Linked DNA regions of Homo sapiens: region 2 is linked to region 1. The links are chromatin loops, found by intact Hi-C in ENCODE. Cell type or tissue: endothelial cell of umbilical vein. All regions are shown on one strand. Each heading gives the region's core, and the rest is flanking DNA. Links, peaks and the distances in the headings are about the cores only.

Region 1 (8,372 bases), core at 1,125-6,124:
TGAGGTAAACGGATAATGAGGAGTGGACAATAGTTGAAAGACCTAGGATCTTTATCTTAGATCTAGGGCTTGGATCTTTGAGTGCTGGCTCTCAGCTTTTCAAATCACATGGTCTACGGTTAATTACTTAATTTCTTTAGGTTCAGTTTCTTCATCTATAGAATGGAGTTAAAGTTGCTCTTGCAGTTTTCACTGGGTGATGGGGAAGTTGAGAGTGATAAATAGATGTCAAGTAACAGGTAAATGAAGTACTTTATAAATGTGTTTTATATGGACATTTCACTGTAGGCGTTGAAATGTCTATTTCTAAATAATAAGACAAAATGTACAACTAATGACATCTTGCAATTGCAAATCTTTTTTTCTTTCTGAGAAATTTTGTATGAATATATACTGCAAAGAGGAAGGTGCTCTATATTGCCAATCTAAATTGATTGCTTACTTAGTACATGGTGCCCTGTAGGTACTGATAATTTATCATTTATGTTCTTCTTTGGAGATCATATGTATTTATACGTCACAACTGACGAGGCTACAAATTATGTTCTCTTAGGTTTCAGGGAAATTCAGCATCATCTCAAATTCCATAACTAACTTTGACTTAGGTTTAACTCACACAGGATAATAGATAATCCCCTGTACTCCGGCTGGATAGACCTCAAACATTTATGATCTGTTATTCTTCTCTCCACATTAATAAAATGGCACTTGGAAGCTCCCTCAGTGAAGACTGTGCAGCTGGCGTGACAGTGATGGGCAGCTTCTTTGGCAATTGCAGTAAATGTTGTATCTGTTTATCCATGCATCTGCAAAAGTGAATGTACAGAAGCGGTGAGGGGGTGTAGAATAGAAAATGGGGCTACTTCACAGATAAGCATTTGAATGTGTCATCTGAAACAGAAGTCCTAATTGGCCCTAGACAGCTGTCAAAAACATTCCTTGTTCTCTGATTCGACCAGAACTTCTGCCTCTGAAATAATTGTTTCTTTTTTCTTTTTTTTTCTGCACCAGCAAATACATAACATGTTTGCATATCCCTAGTTTTTAAAAGTCATACTATCCTCCCTCCTAAGCTGCTGAGTTCCAGCTTCAGACAACACTTAGCAACATAACTAGCAATACTTATATTACTAATATCATTGCTGGCATTTGTGGAACATTCCATATGCCAGGCTCTGTGCAAAGCGCTTTATTCACATGATCTCATTAATTCATCACAACATAGGTCTGTGGGAACAATTATAGTAATAGGTAGGGACTAGGAAACCCCTCCTTTTCTTGGAGAAGTTAAATAATTTGCCCAGGGGCATGCTTCTATTTGATAGCAGGGCAGAGTCTAAAACCCAGAACTTTCTAAAACCTGGGCACCTAATCATTGAACCACACTACTTTTTGAGGCTTTGTTTCTTGGTTACATTTATCTTAGCAAAAGCTATAGCTGCTTTTCAAAGAATGATGCATTAGTTCATACCACAGTTTCTTCTGATTTCTCATATCCTTCTCTCTGCTTAATTAAATCTCAACTTATGCTTGTTTGAAAGCAGAGTGTCCCAACTGGAGGACTTTGAGTGGGTTACCAGGGGTCATGAGATAGTGATTCCCTCCACCCTTGGGGCCACCAGGTCTGTTATGGGAGTCTGATGTTTCTGGCTACCACTGGCTGGCAGCAGCCTTATGCATTTACTCTGTGATGTATGCCCATTTCATTCTCTATGGATGATGTGAAGGTCAGGGGTCTGCCAGAGGCCGTGGCAAGCCTCTGTGTGCCATTAAGCCTTCCTGGGGCTCTGGCTTCTCTGTTCCCACAGCATTGTATTCTTTCTCATTGAATCCTGTTCTTAAAGGATCATTGTTCATGTCCACTGATTTTTTTTTTAAGAGTCCGAGTTTTTACTTCCTTTAGAATAAAACGTCCTGAGGGCAGTACAAAGCACATGGGAATTGGTTGTTGATAGACGAGCATTTTAAATAAGCAAATGAGCTTCTGCCCTGTATGACCTGTTATTATCCTGTGACTAGATTTCTAAGTCAAAGTGAAATGGAAGAGTGAAGTAATTATCTGCACAATTTAGCAGGAAAATAGTGGCAGGCTGAATTTTCTAGATAATGTGATGCTGCATCCCATATTGGTTAGATGAGAGGAACTGAACTGTGTTTGCACACCTGGTCCTATATATTAGGATTCCCGCTTATTTATTCAGCCTGTCAGCCCTTTAAGAGAGTACTCTGGTTGTTTATCCAGAGAATTTATCTAAATGCACCTCTCCAGCCTAGTCTGTAGTAGTCTAGTAATGTACACAGTGCAATCATGCATTGCACAGTCTGCAATTCTCCCTGCCCACCCTGCTGGAGAACCAGGTAGCCATTTATAAATATGTGTGTGTCAGATGTTTAAAAAATGCTCGTATACTGGGAATATAGCAAAATGCCTTGAGGTACACTGCACATGGCCTGGATAAGATGTTTGCTTTACAGAACCATCTCTGATGCAACAACAGTTGCCTAATTAAAGCACCAAAGCCCATTCCACTGATAGCAGCAAAGGACACAACACCGAAGCATCTCTTTCTCCCCAAAGGCATGTTATTTTGTGCTGGAGACTCTTCATAGGTGGAAAAGCACAAAGAGAGACTGCACAGCATTTGGGCTCTTCCATTAGAGCAGACGCTGGGGGGGTGTAAGAGTAGGGTGAGGGCGGGGAGATGACTTATTTCCATTTCTAAGTAACACATAAAATTGGCCTTGCTCCTTGTAGCAGTCATGAGACCCACACACATTTCCCTTTCTGTCCGGTTAAGCACTTGAGTATTTCCTCCTTGATTTCTCAGATCAGTGTGTGGTAGTTGGTATAAGCCAAACAGATCCTTAGAGCACTTAATAAATCCAGAAGAGGCATATAGGGGAGTCCTTATAAATATATAATAGCGATCTCTGGATAACACTTAGACATTTTAACTCCCTGAAAGTGATGTTATTTTGAGGGTCTCCAATTGTAACATCATGAAAGGAGCCACACGGCTGATGTGGAAATGGAAGGAAGATAATGCATTTAACATGGCTTTTTTGGACCACTCTTTCATCAACTATTGATTTGATTGCAAAAGCCTTTAGTTAGTGCAGGAATTCTACTGGTAATAATTAAATTTTCAAGAGATATGCCGTAGGAGAAATGAGGGGAGGAGGGGAGGGAGGGGCTACATGTGGAGTGGGCTCCACGAATGTTAATGACTCTGTTAGAGTTACATAAAATTAACAGAAATTAGATCTATGGTTATTGAAGAGCCTCCTTTATATTGAGAGGAACCATTTAAGTATAACGATTGGGGATTATGGTTCAGTGGAACCTTTTAACTGTTCATTTGCCTGCCTTACTGACCGCTGGGCGGGGTGCGATAAATTCAGGATGTTGTGAAATGACTCCTGCTTCCTTTCGTTTGGATTCCTTTGCAGTTTTCTTCATAACATCATAGTATGGGCTAGTGTTGCCTTTATGCTTTACTAAGTGAGGTTCACAGAAACGAACAGTCCTTGCAAAGTGCACAGTAATTATTTTGACCTCTTTGTCTTGATTTCTGTCTAAAAGACCTCCCCCAATTTCTGTAGAATCTAATTGGATGTAGTTTTAACATTTCCTTCCTACACAGGGCCTACAATTGCTATAAAAGGTTACCACGATCTGAACACGTATTATCTCAAAGTAGAGGTGAGTGAACGTTCTGACCGAGAACGGCAACATTTAAGACAATGGAGTGTGCAGCTTCTGCAATCCACAGATTTTTTTTCTTCCTATAGAAATATTTTGTATGCTAATGTGCTTCTGACGGTGAGACTTGACTTTTTACTGCAAACTCTAGCGTTGGTTGCCGAGTATGTTAGCTCAGGTTTCATGGGAAAAGATATTCTTTGTGAGTAATGGGGTGAGAAATGAGAAGAGGAATGCAATCTGGCTGCTTATGATGAAGGCTTGATGAGAAAGAGTTAAAACCCAGCCTATTGTCTGAGGCATGCTCAGTGTTAGGAAACTGGGGCATATAGATTAATTCACTAGGGGCCAACTGTTTGATTTCTCTCCCTGCTGCTTGGCACCGGAATGCAATTCTAGCTGCATTTATAGCAGAAGCTTGGATTATATTCTCTTTTGTAGGAATTAAGCCCCATAGAATAATTTATGTACAGCCAAGTGAAATTAAGCCAAAACATTTAAAGAGAAGTTGGTGGAGTTTTCTCAAGGCAGATGCCATTGGTTTCAATGTCAACATGGTGTTTGTTCTGTGTACCATCCATTGGGTGGCCTGTGTCCTTTGGGAAAGAACTGTGTGCAGAAAATTCTATAGCCACGATGCTTTGGGTACTCCCATTTGTTTTTCTTTCTGATATAACCCAGGAAAGCTTCAGTTCTATAGAGAATAGACTTATCCACAGTGCCCTGAGGAATCACTGCAACCAGACAGTCATAATGCCTCACTGGGATATGAGTCCATATAAGAAAACATACCACCCATTAGCCTGAGCCTTAATGTGTACTTACTCGGGTAAATAATTAAGGGAGTAGAGGAAACTTAGGTTTTTACATAAATATTAAAGGGACTGCTTTAACTGCGTGTTGTGCCAAAATGCCCACCACATATCGAATATGAGATGGCCTATATTAAACTGATACATAAAGGCAAAGGATGATTTTTGTCCTAAGGCTGTGCAAGGAAAAGTGACAAGAGGATGAACTAAAGATGAATTGCAGGATGCTGTCTTTGTTCAGCACCCACCCTCAATATGCGATGCTATTGAAGCCAGAAGTGGTCTACAAGGTAGCTGGGTATCAGCAGCACTCATTGCCAGAGACAAAAAGAAACCTCTGTTGGGTGGGGGCTGAGGGCCCCAGCTCCTAGATCCACAGGTCAGCTTTCAGTCACGTTGCCTTGGAGCTTGACGAGGCAGGTGGAATGCTGAACCTGCAGCTGGGGTTGGGACTATCACCAGTTTTAGCAAGTAGTGTGATTACTGTTCTTATTTTAAAATACAAAGTTTTGGAGTATTTTTTTGAATTGCTTAGGCAAAAATAATCAAATATACTTTGTGGATGAGGAAGAACACTGTTTTGCAAAAGACTAGAATATGAATATATATATTTTAAGTCAGTTCTGCTATAATGCTTATTTGGAAACTGAATTTGTTCCAGCACGACTGATATGTTAGGGAACAACTTGAACACAATGTGAATTTTGTGTTGGCTTCTGCGCAGTTTTGTCAGTGAGAGACACTAGGTGAATCCAGAAAGCTGCACCCAGCTCAACCAAGCCTTGTAGGCAACACAAAGCACACACACTTTAAATATCTGCCAGCTCCCCAAGTTCGCCAAATGTGTGAGGCCACAGCCGTGCACACTCATGCACGTGGTGAGTGCTGTCCTGACTTCCCTCCTATGCAAGTAACCTTTCTTCTGTCACTTCGCAATCTCAAGCAGCAACCCTGTGATGCCCACTTCCGCAAGCAAACTTCAGATCTTCTCAAGGTAAAATGCCACGTTTACTGTACTATATATGATTTCTTAACTATTTAACATATGCACTACTGTTTTGTTTTAGATTCATATTTCTTAACTTTGTGAAACATGTCACTGACAAAGTTTTTGAGTGTTATGTCCTTAACCTCATTTTCTCTATAAGCCCTATGGTTTTTGTTGCGTGATTTTGTGTGGTGCAGTGATATTTAGGAATCCATATGTTGCATTATAGCAGAGCTGACTAAGTACAGTTAGTGTTATTTAGCAAAAACTGAAATATTTATCCCTCCCTTCCTCTCTCTCCCTCTCCTTTAAAAATGTTCTCTGGATTCAAGAGACTCTAATGAGTCATTGGGATATGAGTCCATATAAAAGGAGTAAAGATACTCAAATGAACCCAGAAAAGATTTTTAAAGGAGAGGGAGAGATAGGAAGGGAAGGAGAAATTATATATCTATTATTTTTAATACAGAATAATATTATAAAAGAAAATTATTGATAGAAAAAAGTTATAATAATTTCTCTATTAATATAGAATAATGATATTGTTTTATTTACTAATATATTCTCTAATTATTAATCATAGATAATAACATTATTAGAGAATTATTAATAGATAAAATATATTATTTATATTATTATAATAATTTCTCTATTAATAGAGAATAGTATTTTTATGTTCTCTAATATTGTTATATTCTCTATTAATAGAGAAATTATGTCTCTATTATTCTTAACAGAGAATAGTATTCACCATTATTGTATATTTAGCTTTGTAAAATCAGATCTCTTCATATTGCATAATCTCAATAAATGTTTGTTGAAATGATTTGAATTGGTTTATTCACTGGCTAAATAATAGAACCTGTAATTAGGGATGCTGAGATTCCTGTCTCAGCTATCTATTCAAGCTCACCGCTCTCATACCCAAGAATTTTCCAGACCTTATTTGCAGAAATAAAGTTCTATGAGGCAGCAATATTTCTAAGGATTGGGTTTAATAATAATACATAAAAGCAAGATTTTGATGAAAACAGCATTTAGGGATCAACTCCTTTTTTTCTTCTTGATTTGTAAATGTGATTAGTCACTGCTTAATCTAGGAGTAGTGTTACCCTAGCCTGGTTCCTCTTATGCTAACCTCATGCTCACTTTGGAGTTAGCTGCATTTGAGGTCTGGTCATATTAGCAGCATTGCAGATCAGATGGACGTGAACAATTTAAGGAATTATGTGTTGAACTGCATTGTACACGGATTACTAACAGATGCCATTCTCTACTGGTTTTCAATTCTCTTATAACTCCCTTTCTTCTTTGAGAAAAAGGAAAAGAAACATCAATCAGTATGAAAATTCACAATTTGTTTTTCTATTATGGAAAATATAAGTTACCAATCCCGCTACAGGAAGAAAGAAGCATTTTAAATCAGATATTTCCATTGATGGTATTCTGAAATTTATATATGATAACTTTCTTCTTCCTCTGAGGTTGCACCAAGAATTTAGTGTACTGCCGGAGCAGATAAAACTGTTCTACTGGGTGGAAGAGTTTCTTAGAATAGATGTCTTAAAAACTTTGCATTCACTGTCAGTGAGTTTTGAAACATTCAAACATATTTTTATAAAATTTTATACTTAGAAAATTAAATCAAAAACTTTGAGAATTTAAAAAACTTTGGTCTTGAGCAATTTTTCCCTTATATTTTCTATTTTTCTGATTTTCTCCTTCTTTGCTATTATAATATTTTTGTATAGTTTCTATGCTGATTAATTTTTACTATTGCTCACAGCCATTTGTAAGAAGTTGCTAATGTGGAGAGACCAGAATAATGGCTGTCAGAAATTATTCTTATTCCACAGGGTATTGTGTAAAAGACAGTTCTTTTACTCCTTTCTTCTCACTTAACATACTTTGGCAAGCGTAGGTATGTTTACAATCTGTCTCCTTCACCATATCTCAATGACAGACTGCTTCCTGCAAGTATGGCTTGTTTGTGTCATTCTTCGTTTAGACTCAGCTATTCTGCACCTGACTGAAGAAAAGTGGAAGGGTATATTGCCCGACGGAAAATTAACGTGCTGCTAGTGAAAAAGAGGGATGGATTTGATGAAGGACACTAACAAGTGTCTATAATATACTAACATAACTTGGAACTAAGTATATTATATTCTAAGATAATTCTCCAAACTAACTTAATCAATATTTCTTTCTCTTTTTATTTTTTTTATAAGACAGGGTCTCACTCTGTAGCCCAAGCTGGAGTGCAATGGTGTGATCTAGGCTCACTGCAACCTCTGCCTCCAGGGCTCAAGCGATTCTCATGCCTCAGGCTTCCAAATAGCTGGGACTACAGGCGTGCACCATGCCCAGCTAATTTTTTGTGTTTTAGTAGAGACAGGGTTTCACCATGTTGCCCAGGGTGGTCTGAAACTTCTGAGCTCAGGTGATCTGCCTGCCTTGGCCTCCCAAAGTGCTGCGATTACAGGTGTGAGCCACCGCACCTGGCCTTAATCAATGTTTTCTACTCTTCCAACACTGAGACTTCATCAGAATGGTCACTCTATAGAAAAGGGACTGAGTTCCAGAAACTCCCTTTTCCCTCCTTTATCTTCTAACCTATGGAAAGGGACTGATTATGTGGTAAAGTGAACATCAGGCAATAAAAAGAGTGCAGATAAAGGGAAATTAAGGGAGATTACAAAATCTATAAATCCTAGTGTTTTAATAAACGAAGACTGAGCTGTCTTGTGTTTTCACCAGGAAATGTGCACAAAAATAAATATGAGAACAACAGAGATAAGCAGTGAATTTGGAAATTGAAAAATTATAGACCATTTGAATGACTCTGGCTTTTCTTTAGCCTTGTTGTATA
Region 2 (8,372 bases), core at 2,287-7,286, 65 kb before region 1:
TCAAAAAATATGTTTTATTCACTTTGTAGTTTTAGTCTTTAAGCACAGAAGTCATTATGTCTGTTGACAGATGGACAGATCGAATGCTCATAGACTTAAGGACTCATAAAAGGGACCTCACAGGCCATTTTCTCAAAGCTTTCTATTTTATAGATGAGGAAACATAACTAGAGAAGTTAACTAGATACTCCCATGTACTGGATACTATTACCAAGTGCTATCCTAACACTATTTCATTAATCTTTCGATAGCTCTATGAATTAGATACATCACCCATAATTTTAAAAATGAGGCAGGTGAATCTCAGAAAAGTTAAATAACTTGCTCAGAAGCAGTGCAGACTTGACCCATGTTCTATCTTACTCCAAAGTCTTTATTTTTTCCATAAGATTATAGGATCTTGCCTGCCTCTAATGACTGATAGGTGCCCCTCAATCCTAGGATGTTCAATTAATTTTGATCCATATCCACTGTAGGATATTAAGAGAAGCAAAGCATGATTCCTGCCCTCTAGAAGTTTACAACCCAGAGGAGAAGCAGACACATGCCACTTGCATGACTGCCATGGCTTTTTAGCCATAATCCTTGCTTTGGCCCTCTTTTCCTTAAAGACTTTTGTCTGCACAGCACCTGAGTGATTCTGTTGATGACTAAGAAGACCAAGTCTCTTCTCTGCTCTAAGCCTTCCAATGGCTTCCCATTTCACTTGGAATAAAAGCCAGACTCCTCTTGGTGGCTTATACAGCCCTCTGCAGTCTGTCAACCATTGCTGCTCTGACATGGTCTTGTATCACGCTGAACACCTTTAAAATTGCAACCCCTCCCACCCTTCATGCCTGGCACATAGCAGGTACTCAAATATTTGTTAAATATTGAATGAAGAAAATGTATTATGTAGTGGAATGCAATTAGTGCTACAAAGATACTTAACTGAAGTGCCATAGGAATACTTTCTCCTTAACCATGTGGGATTCATAATTCCTCTATTTGATGAGGATCAAATTTCTCATCAATCATAAAAAGGTTGGCTTGGCCGTGTAAAGACAGAAGATGTTATGCTAGAATTAACAGAAAGGAATATTCTTCAAAATATTCGTAGGATTGGGTACAATGTGATTATCCAAATACAAGAAATTGGTAAAATTATGGACTATCTGATGAATGAAAAATGATGCAGTTAAATAAAAAGAATAGTCTTGCAGAAGACTAATGATATGGAATTATGTCATTTTATATTATTAAGCAAAAATCAAAAAAGCAAGTTATAAAATAGTATAATCCATTTTTGTATGTATATTTCAAGTAAAGTTTAAAATTATTTTCATGAGTTCTTAACCTGTTTTATGCCATGAAGTCTTATGAAGCTTATGTACTTCTAAAATTAATGTTTTAAAATGCATAAAAAATAACATAACAAAAGAAGCTAATTATATTTAAATGCTGCTATGTTTTGAATGTGTTTCCTACAAAATTCAAGTGTTGCCAATGCGATAATATTAAGAGGTGGGGCCTCTATAAGGTGATTAGGCTGTGAGAGCTCCTCCCTCATGAATGGGATTAAGGCGTTTATCAAAGAGGCTTCATGCAGCATTTGGTTCTCTTTCCCTTCTGCCTTCAGCCATGTGAGGACACAGTGACCTTCCCCTCCTGAGGATGCAGCCCTCACCAGACAACTGAACGTGCTGATGCTTTGATATTGGACTTCCCAGACTGCAGAACTGTTAGCAATTTCTGCTCTTTACTAATTACCCCATAGGTGGTGTTCTATTATAGCAGTACAAATGAACTAAGACAAATGGAGTTACAAAATGTTATAAGACAAATTTTTAATATAATTATATACATGCTTCTTAATTATCACACCAAATGAGAATACACTTAAGTACAGGTATACTAAAGTTCAATTTCATCTTTAAGGACAAATCAGTGTGAAGGCCATTATGACTCAGCTCGAATAAGAACGTTAAACTGTAGAGTTAGAGTGGTCTTTACCAAGGAAACACTTGTTCGTGCTGAACATCCAGTCAGTTTTGATTTCTTTTTGATTGTTAAAAGTGGCAAAAATAGAAATTTACAAAGACCTACTTTTGTAAGTAGAATAAATTGCTTCCATATCTTCCTTTACGAGATGAAAATAGGCTCTCTTAAGAAACACTAGAATTCTTCAAGTCTCTTTTTTCTTTCCAGATCTTTGATTTTTTTCCTTATATGTTAGTTTTTTAAAAACTATGATATTATTTACAGACCGCGAAAAGCACAATCTTAAGGTATAGTTCCATGAGTTGTGGCTAATGCCTAATCCTAATTCCTTCCCCTAGATCATTTTCTGATTTCTGTTCCTGTAGATGACTTTTGCTTGTTTTCAGCTTTTCACAGATGGAGTCATAGAGTATGTGCTCTTCAGTATCTGGCTTTCCTTAAGCTTATTACTTTTAAGCTCCCTTTATGTTATTGTATGTAACAATTGTTCATTTGTTTAATTGCCAAGAAGTATTTTATTATAAACAAATTATTTATTCTCCTGTTGATGGACTTTTAGGCTATTTCTCGTGCATGGTTAGTATGAAGAAAGCTGCCATTATCATTCTTGTTTAAGTCTTTTTTGTAGAACTACATTTCAATTTTGAGTAAATTGGGTAAATATTTAGGAGTAACATTGCTGGGTTACAGGACACATTTATATTTAACTTTAATACAAACTGCCAGTTTTTAAAAAACAGTTGTGCATGTTTTTTTTTTCTCTTTCACTTTTTTTTGATTAGTCTTGCTATGTACTATGGTTAATCGATTTAACTATTCACTTTAAGAAAAAATATTTTGGCTTTGTTCATTTTTCCTATAACTTGTCTATTTCTAATTTTATTTATTTCTGCTATGATCTTTATAATTTTTCCCTTCTGTTTACTTTAGGTTTTAAGTGCCATTGCTTTCTACTTTCTTTCACTTTAAGGTGGAATTCTAGATGATTAATTTAAAAACTTTTAAACAAATATAAGCGTTAAAGGTATAATTTTTCCTCTAAGCACTGCTTTAGGGGCATCCCATACATTTTAATATGTTAGATTTACATTATTGTTCAATTTGAAATATCTTCTAATTTCCCTTATGATTTTGTCCTTGATTCATGGATAGTTTAGAAGTATCATGCGCTATTTCTAAGTATTTGGGGGAATTTCTAGATTTTAAAAATTGATTTCAAATTAAGTGCATTGTGGTCACAGAACATACTTTGATTTCACTCCTTAGAAATTTATTAATATTTGTTTTTCTCATTTGTTCTCTTCCTCATTTGTTCTCTTTTCGCTCTTACATGTCCTTTTAGAGTTAACCTAGTTTTTTTTATACCATTTAATCTCTTCCATTAACATTTTAGCTATATCACTGTATTTATCTCCTATTACTATTAAAACAGAAATGGCTTAAAACAACACAAATTTATTATCTTATAATTATGGAGGTCAGCAGTTTAAAATGAGTCTTACAGGGCTAAAACAAAGGTGTCAGAAGGATGGCTGCATTTCGTTTGCAGCCTCTAAGGGAGAATCTCTTCAATTCCTTTTCCAGTTTCTTGAGGCTGCCCATATTTCTTGGCTCATGCCGTCTTCCATCTTCAAAATGAGAATACATTACAGTATCCCCCCTTATCCACAGGGGATATATTGCAAGACCCCCAAATCCTATATACATGTCACTGTGTTTTCCCCTATACATGCACACCTATGATAAAGTTTAATTTATAAATTAGGCACAATAAAAGATTAGCAACAATAATAATAAAATAGAACAATTATAACAATATGTCAGCTTCACTACTCTTGCGTTTTTGGGCCATTATTAAGTAAAACAAGGCTTATTTAAATACAAATACTGTGACACTGCAACAGTTGATCTGATATCCAAGACAGCTACTAAGTAACTAATGGGTGGCTAGTGTTTACAACTGATATACTGGACAAAGGGATGATTCACATCCTGGGTGGGACAAAATGGGATATTGTGGGATTTCATCATGGTACTCAGAATGGTGTGCAATTTAAAACTTACAATTTGGAATTTTCTATTTACTATTTTTGAACCTCAGTTGACTACGGGTAATTGAAACCACAGAAAATGAAACCATGGATAAGGGAGGACTACTGTAATTTGTCTTTGTCTTTGGTGGGGGTGGGTGGGTTGTATTTTCCTTATCTTTGGTTTTCAGCAATTTGAATGTGATGTATCGATGTGAGGATTTTTTTGTGTATATATTTTTGGGTTGTGTTGAATTTCTTTGGTTCTGCGCATTTGGAAATTTAGAAAAAATTTGGAAAAAATGTCATTGTTTCTTTAAATTTTTCTCTGTTACAGGTTCTCTCTGTTTACTTTCTTAAATTCCAATTTCACATATGTTAGAGTACTCAATATTGTCCCACAGGTCACTGAGGCTTTGTTCATTTTTTTTTTTTTTTTTTGAGATGGAGTTTTGCTCTTGTTGCCCAGGCTGGAGTGCAATGGTGCGATCTTGGCTCACCACAACGTCCACCTTCTGGGTTCAAGCAATTCTCCTGCATCAGCCTCCCAAGTAGCTGGGATTACAGGCATGCACCACCACACCTGGCTAATTTTGTATTTTTTAGTAGAGACGGGGTTTCTCCATGTTGGTCAGGCTGGTCTCGAACTCCCAACCTCAGTTGATCCACCTGCCTCGGCCTCCCAAAGTGCTGGGATTACAGGCATGAGCCACCGCGCCTGGTGGCTCTGTTAATTTATTTAGTCTATTTTCTCTCTGAGTGTCAGTTTCCTTAGTTTCCTTTTATTTGTCTTCAAGTTCACTAATCTCTTCTTCGGTGTCCAATCTGCTTTTAAGTCCATGCAATAAAAATTTTATTTCAGACATTTTATTTTTCAGTTCTAGAAATTCCATTTGTTTGTTTTAAGTAGTTTCAATGTCTCAGCTGAGATTTGTGATCTGTTCAGTCATTTGTCTGCCTTTTCTTTTACATCCTTGAATGTATTTACAAAATTAAAAAAAAAGTTTTTATCTGTTAAATCTAATAGCAATGTCATCTCTGGGGCTATTTATAGTGATTTTTTTCACTCCAGATTATGAGCCACACTTTGTTGCTTTTTCATATGTCTAGTATTTTTACTGGCATGCTGGATGTCATAGATGCCAAGCTGTTGATAGTTTAAATTATGTTCTTTACCTCTAAAAATATTGTGTTTTTTTTTCCTGCCAAGCAGTTAATTTAAGGTGTGCAGTTTAATTTAGAACAACACCATTCTAGAAGTGTGAATTTTCTTAGGTCTTAAGTGAACGCCCAGAGTGTTTATCATGAGATCTCTATTTGCCTGGTCAGTAGTCCATTTCCCATCATGGTGAAACCTCCAGATTAGAGTCAGTACCCAAGTGGCTCTTTTATACTAGGCTTCTTGGAATCTTTCCCTGAGCATGCACAACTTAGTTTTTATCCAAGATTTATTGCAATTGACCCCATGCAAATTTCTAGGGATCCTTCATTGTCCATCTTTTCCTGACCTACAAATTCCAGTTGCCTCAGTATCCCCAAACATTGAGATTGTGTCTGTTGTCCAGTGAGAACACTGATTTCTGTTTTGGCTTCACTTTAATGTGCTGCACTTTGGAAAAGTGCTTCCAGGCAGAAAACCAGGGTGGATGTGGAGCTTACCTCATGAGTTTCCCTTATCTCATGGATCACAGCCTTCTGATATGTGTGGCCAATGGCTGGAAATAATTGCCTCGTACACTTTGTGAAGCTTAATGGTTGTTTACCATGCAGAGTACACCTGATCTCCATTACTCTATGGTGGCCCAAACTGGAAGTCTTTCATCAGAGCTTTTGAGTAAAGTTCCAGTGATGAGAACATTCTACTTCACTGCTTGGTGGCTAAATGTGGTTAATTTTGTGTGTCAAATTGCCTGGGACATGGGGTACCCAGATTAAACATTATTTCTGGGTGTGTCTGTGAGAGTGTTTCTAGATGAGATTAGCATGCGAATTGGTGGACTAAGTAAAGCAGACAGCCCCCTTCAATGTTGGGAGGCATCATCTAATCCATTGAAAACCTGAATACAACAAACGGGCAGAGGAAGGGGAAATTCGCTCCCTCTGCCTAACCTCATGAGCTGAGACATTGGTCTTCTTCTGTCCTCGACTGGGACTTACATCATCATCCCTCTGGTTCTCAGAACTGTACCACTGGCCTTCCTGGGTCTCCAGCTGGCAGACAGCAGATTATGGGACTCTGCAGCCTCCATAATTACATGAGCCAATTCCTTATAATACATTTCACATACATATTGTATATATGTAACATATGGTTATAATGTATACACACATATATAATGTATATGTAACTATTTATAACTCTATATATTTATATATAACTATAACCATAACTGCATATGTATTTCCTATCACTTCTGTTTCTCTGGAGAACCCTGACTAATACACTAAACCACCACTAGGTGGTTTGAATAAAATAGATTTGAATAAAATAGGCTACTATGTCACATGTAATATATCATATATCTATAGACAGACACTATTATTACATGTGATTTTGTTATAGGTCTAATAATACAATTTCAAAATATTGGTGAGTGTCAGTGATGCACTAAGATATTTGCAGCAACTGTGATGTGGTATGAAAATGTATGATTTTTATTGATTATAAAGTAACAGTCTTTGCTATTATTTCTGTGGTTCATAATTTCTATTCAAATTGGCTTCAAGTTCATTGATGCTTTCTTTTTTTTTTTTTTTCTTTTTTTTTTTTGAGATGGAGTTTTGCTCTCGTTGCCCAGGCTGGAGTGCAATGGCATGATCTTGGCTCACCACAACCCCCACCTCCCAGGTTCAAGTGATTCTCCTGCTTCAGCCTCCTGAGTAGCTGGGATTACAGGCATGCGCCACAACGCCCAGCTAATTTTGTATTTTTAGTAGAGACAGGGTTTCTCCATGTTGGTCAGGCTGGTCTCGAACTCCCGACCTCAGGTGATCAGCCCACCTCGGGCTCCCAAAGTGCTGGAATTACAGGCGTGAGCCACCTCGCCCGGCCCGCCATTGATGCTTTCTTCTTCAGTGTTAAATTTGTTATTAAGCCTATCCAGTGATTTTTTTCATTTCATATATTGCATTTTTTAGTTTTAGAAGTTCCATTTGGTTCTTTTTTTTAAGTCTCCATTTCTGTTAAGTTTCCCTCTCTTCCAATGCTATTGTGGTTTGTTGTCTGCATTGATATTTAAGGGAAATGCAAAATTTCAGTAAGAATATAAAGACGTATTTTTCCTTTCCAAATTCGTGGGGCACCGGGATATAAAATGTTAATAGTGGTTACATCTGGGTGATGATTATGAGAGGTTCTTATTTCCTTCTTTGTTCCTTTCTGTTTTTCTAATATTTCTTCAATGAGCACTTATTACTTTGTAATTGCCAAGACTAAATATAACTTAAAATATATCAACATCCAAGTAATATGTAATAAAATATAATATTCTTCTAAACAATATTATGTAAATATTAAAAAGATGTTGCATGATTTTGTATTCATTATATTCCAGTTAAGGTAAAATGATTAAAAGACATGTTAAACTGATGGTAATTTTTCTTAAAGGTGGAAAACTAGAAAAAGTCAATATGATTAAGTATCATATCAATATTTATTATAACTTTTCTAAATTTTAACATGTTTGATATTCCATCAATGAATCTATTTAATATATTAAAAAATCACTGGTTTTTCAGAATGAAAATGTGTATGAATAGTGTAACTGTAAGTACTTTATGATGTGTCTCTATGCCTTATTAGTCTAATGCATTTTATTTTGCAGTGTTGAGATTTGTAATAATTATGTCTTGTCATTGAGAGGAGATTTTTGACTATTCATTACAATTAACTATAAGTGTCTAACCGGATTATTTAAAAGTAGGAGTTACTTCATGGTAGTAGATTAAGATCTTGGTAAGTGAGTATTTTTTCCTTCAGGACATTTATTAAATCACCATTATGTGGACTAAGGTCATAAGCCAGTAACAGTTAACTTCCAAGTTACACATTGTCAAAAGAGCCACTATTACTTAAAATAAAATAATCCCACTTTGCTTTAGCTGTGTTTTAAATTCTGCCGATCCTGGGCTGGGCAGATAAGATAGATACTGAAGGAGGCAGAATTCTAGATAGACAGTGAACTCTATTTAAAAACTGACCTATTTAAAAATGCAAAAACCAATGACAGGTGAATGTAAAATGATCCCTTCAGCAGCAGGATTCCAATAAAAAGCACAAAATCATTTCTCTAAAGTTGAACCCTATTACCACTTGGGTTCTGGGGCAGCTTGTAGTACTCCAGGGCCAGCTCATGTGCCCCA

Evidence for each region. Hi-C counts contacts between places; a loop is a spot of excess contacts. Peaks named below come from ENCODE experiments on the same cell type or tissue, not always from the same donor. Only the 100,000 strongest peaks of a DNase experiment are listed, where the experiment ranks them.
Region 2: it touches region 1 in a loop (2.3-fold over the local background); 1 of 110 quality-filtered maps calls a loop at or near these places.

Annotation. Positions count from the first base shown.
Region 1 is chr6:156,342,955-156,351,326 of GRCh38, reverse strand. LOC105378071 (a long non-coding RNA gene) reads right to left here. Exons shown (of 7, transcript XR_943139.3): 3 at 617-806. Among named protein-coding and RNA genes, the nearest start is that of SNORD28B, 32 kb to the left of the region's middle. In endothelial cell of umbilical vein, for the core only: no CTCF peak of the experiment used is centred there; DNase peaks (open chromatin) are centred at 2,786, 3,486 and 3,836; H3K4me3 peaks cover 490 bases; H3K27ac peaks cover 2,006 bases.
Region 2 is chr6:156,408,948-156,417,319 of GRCh38, reverse strand. No RefSeq gene overlaps it. Among named protein-coding and RNA genes, the nearest start is that of SNORD28B, 34 kb to the right of the region's middle. In endothelial cell of umbilical vein, for the core only: no CTCF peak of the experiment used is centred there; no DNase peak of the experiment used is centred there.